2 separate regions of the Homo sapiens genome follow, and region 1 is linked to region 2. A link is a loop called in an ENCODE intact Hi-C map of the cell type or tissue named here. Cell type or tissue: Calu3. All regions are shown on one strand. Region 1 overlaps HOGA1 (4-hydroxy-2-oxoglutarate aldolase 1). Region 2 overlaps UBTD1 (ubiquitin domain containing 1).

The links. A loop is a pair of places that touch in the nucleus more often than their neighbours do. Peaks named below come from ENCODE experiments on the same cell type or tissue, not always from the same donor. Only the 100,000 strongest peaks of a DNase experiment are listed, where the experiment ranks them.
Region 1: a loop joins it to region 2, with 13 times the contacts of the local background. A loop is called at or near these places in 6 of 110 quality-filtered maps.

Annotation. Positions count from the first base shown.
Region 1 is chr10:97,611,716-97,614,215 of GRCh38, reverse strand. HOGA1 (4-hydroxy-2-oxoglutarate aldolase 1) reads right to left here. Exons shown (of 7, transcript NM_138413.4): 7 at 1,414-2,500. Among named protein-coding and RNA genes, the nearest start is that of MORN4, 21 kb to the left of the region's middle. RefSeq lists an enhancer at 1,671-1,890. In Calu3, no CTCF peak of the experiment used is centred here; no DNase peak of the experiment used is centred here.
Region 2 is chr10:97,533,869-97,536,368 of GRCh38, reverse strand. The region is part of intron 1 of UBTD1 (ubiquitin domain containing 1); the gene reads right to left. Among named protein-coding and RNA genes, the nearest start is that of UBTD1, 36 kb to the right of the region's middle. In Calu3, no CTCF peak of the experiment used is centred here; a DNase peak (open chromatin) is centred at 1,418.

The DNA.
Region 1 (2,500 bases), 78 kb before region 2:
GCAGGTCCACTCCTGCCGGAGTTTCCCTTTTTCTGCAACAGGAGAGTGGTGGAACATTGACCCCCACGCTAACCCTTTTACATGCACGTCCTTGTTGGAGGAAGGTACTATTATTATCCCTGTATTACAGATGAGGCTCAGGGAAGTTAAGCAGTTTCTCCAAGGTCCCATAGACACTAAGGGGCAGATCCCAGAACTTAAACCCAGACCTGTTTAAGCCCAGAGGCTGAGCTCTTACCCAGTGCACTACCCTGCCTGCCTAGCCCTAACTTTTCCCCCAAGTCCTAAACTTGATTCTCCTCTGAGCCTTGCTCCTCTGGAAGTTGCCTGTGAGAGGACCCCAGGCACTAAGCCCCAAGCTGTAGTGCCATTCAGAGCCTGGTTTTGGGTTGAAGATTGAGATCTTTTATTTTCTCTCCTTTAGCCTCTGCCCTAAACAAGTATCTATTTACCTCTCTTTTTAACCTTACACTTTCTTTTAAGGAGTAATTTTTTTACAATGTATCTCCATTTTTCTGCCACTAGTCAAATATTACCACTGAAAAAGGTTAAATATTTTGGAGAAAGCATCCTTTTTTGTTGTTGTTGTTGAGATGGAGTTTTGCTCTTGTGGCACAGGCTGGAGTGCCATGACACGATCTCGGCCCATTGCAACCTCCACCTCCCACGTTCAAGCGATTCTTGTGCCTCAGCCTCCTGAGTAGCTGGGATTACAGGCGTGTGCCACCACGCCCGGCTAATTTTTGTATTTTTAGTAGACATGGGGTTTGCCGTGTTGATCAGGCTGGTCTCAAACTCTTGACCTCATGTGATCCTCCTGCCTCCGCCTCCCAAAGTGCTGCCTGGCCCTAAACACTTAGCACTTTAATCAAAAAGGATGCTGAAGGGGTGCAGTGGCTCACGCCTATAATCCCAGCACTTTGGGAGGCCGAGGCAGGAAGATCACCTGAGGTCAGGAGTTCGAGACCAGCCTGACCAACATGGCGAAACGCTGTCTCTACTAAAAATACAAAAATTAGCCGGGCATGGTGGTGAACACCTGTAATTCCAGCTACTCGGGAGGGTGAGGCAGGGGAGTCACTTGAATCTGGGAGGCAGAGGTTGTAGTGAGCCGAGATCGTGCCACTGCACACCAGCCTGAATGACAGAGCAAGACTCTGTCTCAAAAAAATAAAATAAAAGTGCTAAGTGTTTGTTTCTAAATAGCTCACTTGCTCTCTTTTGCCTCTTACCCCTTCCCCAGGTCTCCAGTAAGTGAATGCCTGTTGGCTCAGTATTGCTGGGGACACTCTTCGAGCTGGGAGAAGGCAGACCATCAGAGCTCTTTTGCCTTTAGAAAGGTTCTTGACATCTGGCCAGGAAACCTAAGATCTGCATAGCAATAGAGTGTCCATCTTTATATAGCCACACTAATTTTTTCTGTTAAATTTTATTATAGTAACAAAGTGACTATTTTTAATAATAAAAGCAGAGTGCCTGTAGGCAAGTGGATGGCCCTATCTCAGGCCAAGTCTCCTTAGTGTTTCAGACCTAGGCTGACCAGAATAGTCTTCTAGAATGTAACATTTATCCACCAGGTGTCATTATTTACCAATCTGACAAGCCACTGGGCTGTCTCCGTGCATTCAATGGTTGGAATCAAGGCTACAGACCAGAATAGGAGATGAATGAAAATAGATTTAGAAAAGGGCGTTGTGGCTGGAATGCAGCTTGCAGTGTGGAGGGCAGGGATGGGAGGGTAAAGAGGGCTCTTTGAAAGACCAGTGTCACTTTCCTGATCAAGTTTCTTAAGCTGATACTTCCCTGGAAGGAGTCAGAACTTGGGTTTGTAGGAGTAGCCCTGGCCTCCAGCTGCATTGTGCTAGACTCAGGTTTGAAGCCCCAAATCTAAGTAGTCCCCCCTTTGATAAATTCCCGGCCGGGTGCAGTGGCTCACAGCTGTAATCCCAGCACTTTGGGAGGCCGAGGCAGTTGGATCACCTGAGGTCAGGAGTTCAAGACCAGCCTGGCCAACACGGTGAAACCCCATCTCTGCTAAAAATACAAAAATTAGCTGGGCGTGGTGGCAGGCGCCTGTAATCCCAGCTACTCGGGAGGCTGAGGCAGGAGAATCGCTTGAACCCAGGAGGCGAGATCATGCCATTGCACTCCAGCCTGGGTGACAGAGTGAAACTCTGTCTCAAAAAAAAAAAAAAAGAAAAGAAAATTCCCTTACTGTGCCTACTTGCCCCTCTGCCCTTCCTTTCTGACTTCATGTGCCTCAGGGCGTAGGAAAGCATCCACAGTAGAAAGATAAATTGAGAAATTGCTCCTTCCCAGTCTTCAGACCAGAGACACAGTTTAGGATCCAAAAGGGAGAGGTCAGGGGCCGTTAGAATAGGAGATATGCATGGGCGTGCCTGTGAAAGGCTGCCTGGAGGACCACAGCAGGCAAAGGAGCCTCTATCGGCTCCCCGCTGCCTGCCACCCTCATCCCCCTGTGCTCTCCGCTTCAGGCTGC
Region 2 (2,500 bases):
AAGGACAACTCCCAACTGTGTCATGACGAAGACCTTGTATGACCACCTCACTCAGGTCTCTAAAGAATTTCTCTCCTGGCCGGGTGTGGTGGCTCTCACCTGTAATCCCAGCACTTTGGGAGGCGGAGGCGGATGGATCACATGAGGTCAGGAGTTCGAGACAAGCCTGACCAACATGGTGAAACCCCATCTCTACTAAAAATACAAAATTAGCTGTGCTTGGTGGCGGGAGCCTGTAATCCCAGCTACTTGGGAGGCTGAGGCAGGAGAATCGCTTGAATCCGGGAGGCGGAGGTTACAGTGAGCTGAGATCGCACCACTGCACTCCAGCCTGGGTGACTAGAGCAAAATTCTGTCTCGAAATAATAATAATAATAATAATAATAATAATAATAATAATTTCTCTCCAACTACATGTAGGTGATACATTAATTTTTTATTTTATTTTTTTGAGACAAGATCTTGCTGTGTCACCCAGATTAGAGTGCAGTAGTGCGGTCATGGCTCACTGAAGCCTTGAACACTTGGCATCAAGCGATCCTTCTACCTCAGCCTCCTGAGTAGCTAGGACTACAGGAGTGCACCACTGCACCTAGCTAATTAAAAAAAAAAATTTGTAGAGATGGGGTCTCACTTTGTTGCCCAGGCTGATCTCAAACTCCTGGCTTCAAGTGATCCTCCCATGGTGCCAGAATTATAGGTATGAGCCACTACAGCTGCAAGTAATTTTTTTTTCTTTTTCTTTTTCTTTTTTGAGACAGAGTCTTGCTCTGTTGCCCAGGCTGGAGTGCAGTGGCTCAATGTCTGCTCACTGCAACCTCCGCCTCCTGGGTTCAAGCGATTCTCCTGCCTCAGCCTCCAGAGTAGCTGGGACTACAGGCACATGCCACCACGCCCAGCTAATTTTTTGTATTTTCAGTAGATATGGGGTTTCACTGTGTTAGCCAGGATGGTCTCAATTTCCTGATCTCGTGATCTGCCCGCCTTGGCCTCCCAAAGTGCTGGGATTACAGGCGTGAGCCACCACACCAGGCCAAGTAATTTTTTTTTAATGGAAATGCTAAGACCTAGCTGTTGTTTAATGGAAATGCTAAGACCTAGCTGTTGATATGTCTTATCAGCATATGGGAACTAGCCGTTCACACGGAGCTGGTAGCAGGCCAGTCCAGAAAGGAGGCTTTGGCCAACCTGGATGGTGATGCCTCTGTGACTTGGTTTCTTGGGGCCATGAGACAGAGGAGGTGAGAGATATGGCCAGAGTGAGGAAGAATGGGCAGAAAAGCCCAGAAGCCCCCAGCCTCCAGAGTCCAGGTGAGATTTCTGCACTGCCCACACAAACCCTCTTCTTCCAGGCAAAGAGGAGTGTGGGCCTCAAGGGGGTGGCAGGGAGAAAGGCCGCCCCCTCCTGGCCAATGAGGGCTTTCAACAGAGGGCTTTAGAAAGGCTGGCTGAGTGCCGCTTGGTGGGGAGGCGGGCAAGGAGGACTGAGAGCTTGACATCATTTCTACTCTGGGCAGAGGTGTGGGCTGGAGTCTCTGCCAGGGGTCAGATGGTGGCCCTTGGAGGCTGTGTGCCTCCCAAGCAAACTGGCAGCTCCCAAATGGGCCCAAGTTTGTAAAGACAGTGTTAGCATCTGCAAGGGAAAAAATCTGGAGGAACACACACCACCTTTTCTACCCCAGAAGTGGGGTAGTGGACCTTTCACATTCTAGGATATATATTTGTGCATGTATTAGCTTTTTTAGGAGTAAGGGTGGTGTGTGTGTGTGTGTGTGTGTGTGTGTGTGTGCGCGCGCGCGTGTGTGTTCCTTAGTGCCTTAAGCTTTGGCTTGAATGTGGTGTGGTAGAAAATCTTGAGACTTAGGGGGAAACGCAGTAAAAGATCCTTGTCATGACAAAGTGGAGAAAGCTTAGCCAGGACTTGGAGTGTCTTCTACAAGGTACCTCGAAGGAAAGACTGTTTCTAGCTGCCTTGGATCAAACAAAGCTCCCATTTAAGCCGCTTTGTGCGAATTGTACCACAAACAAGCTGTAAGGGCAGGGCTGGGCCCTCCCCATCTCAGTCCCAGGGCTCAGGCCAATGATCCGCACACAATAGGTGCTCAATAAAAGCTGACAGAATGAACCAGCGAGTGGACCACATGGGAGGTGGTGAGAGCTCTGGTTTCCTGGGAAGGGGGTGAAGTGGGAAAGGGCCCAACAGAGGAGCCCTGTGGAAAGGCAGAAACCAGTGGAACCCTTGGCAAGCTGTCCTCAGACCTTTGTCTTAGGGGAAGGCGGCAGAAGCTGGCCAGAAAAGGTTGCAGCTGGTCCTGCCTGCAAGGTTTCCAGGCAGTAGAAGGCTTCAGGGCCCCGCTGGCCTAGGGCAGATGGGCTGTGGCCCACATCACCTGCCCCTCCCAAGGCGAGTCTGATGAGGGCTTAAGATTTTTTTTTTTTTTTTTTTGAGATGGAGTCTTGCTTTGTCACGCAGGCTTCAGTGCAGTGGCGTGATCTCAGC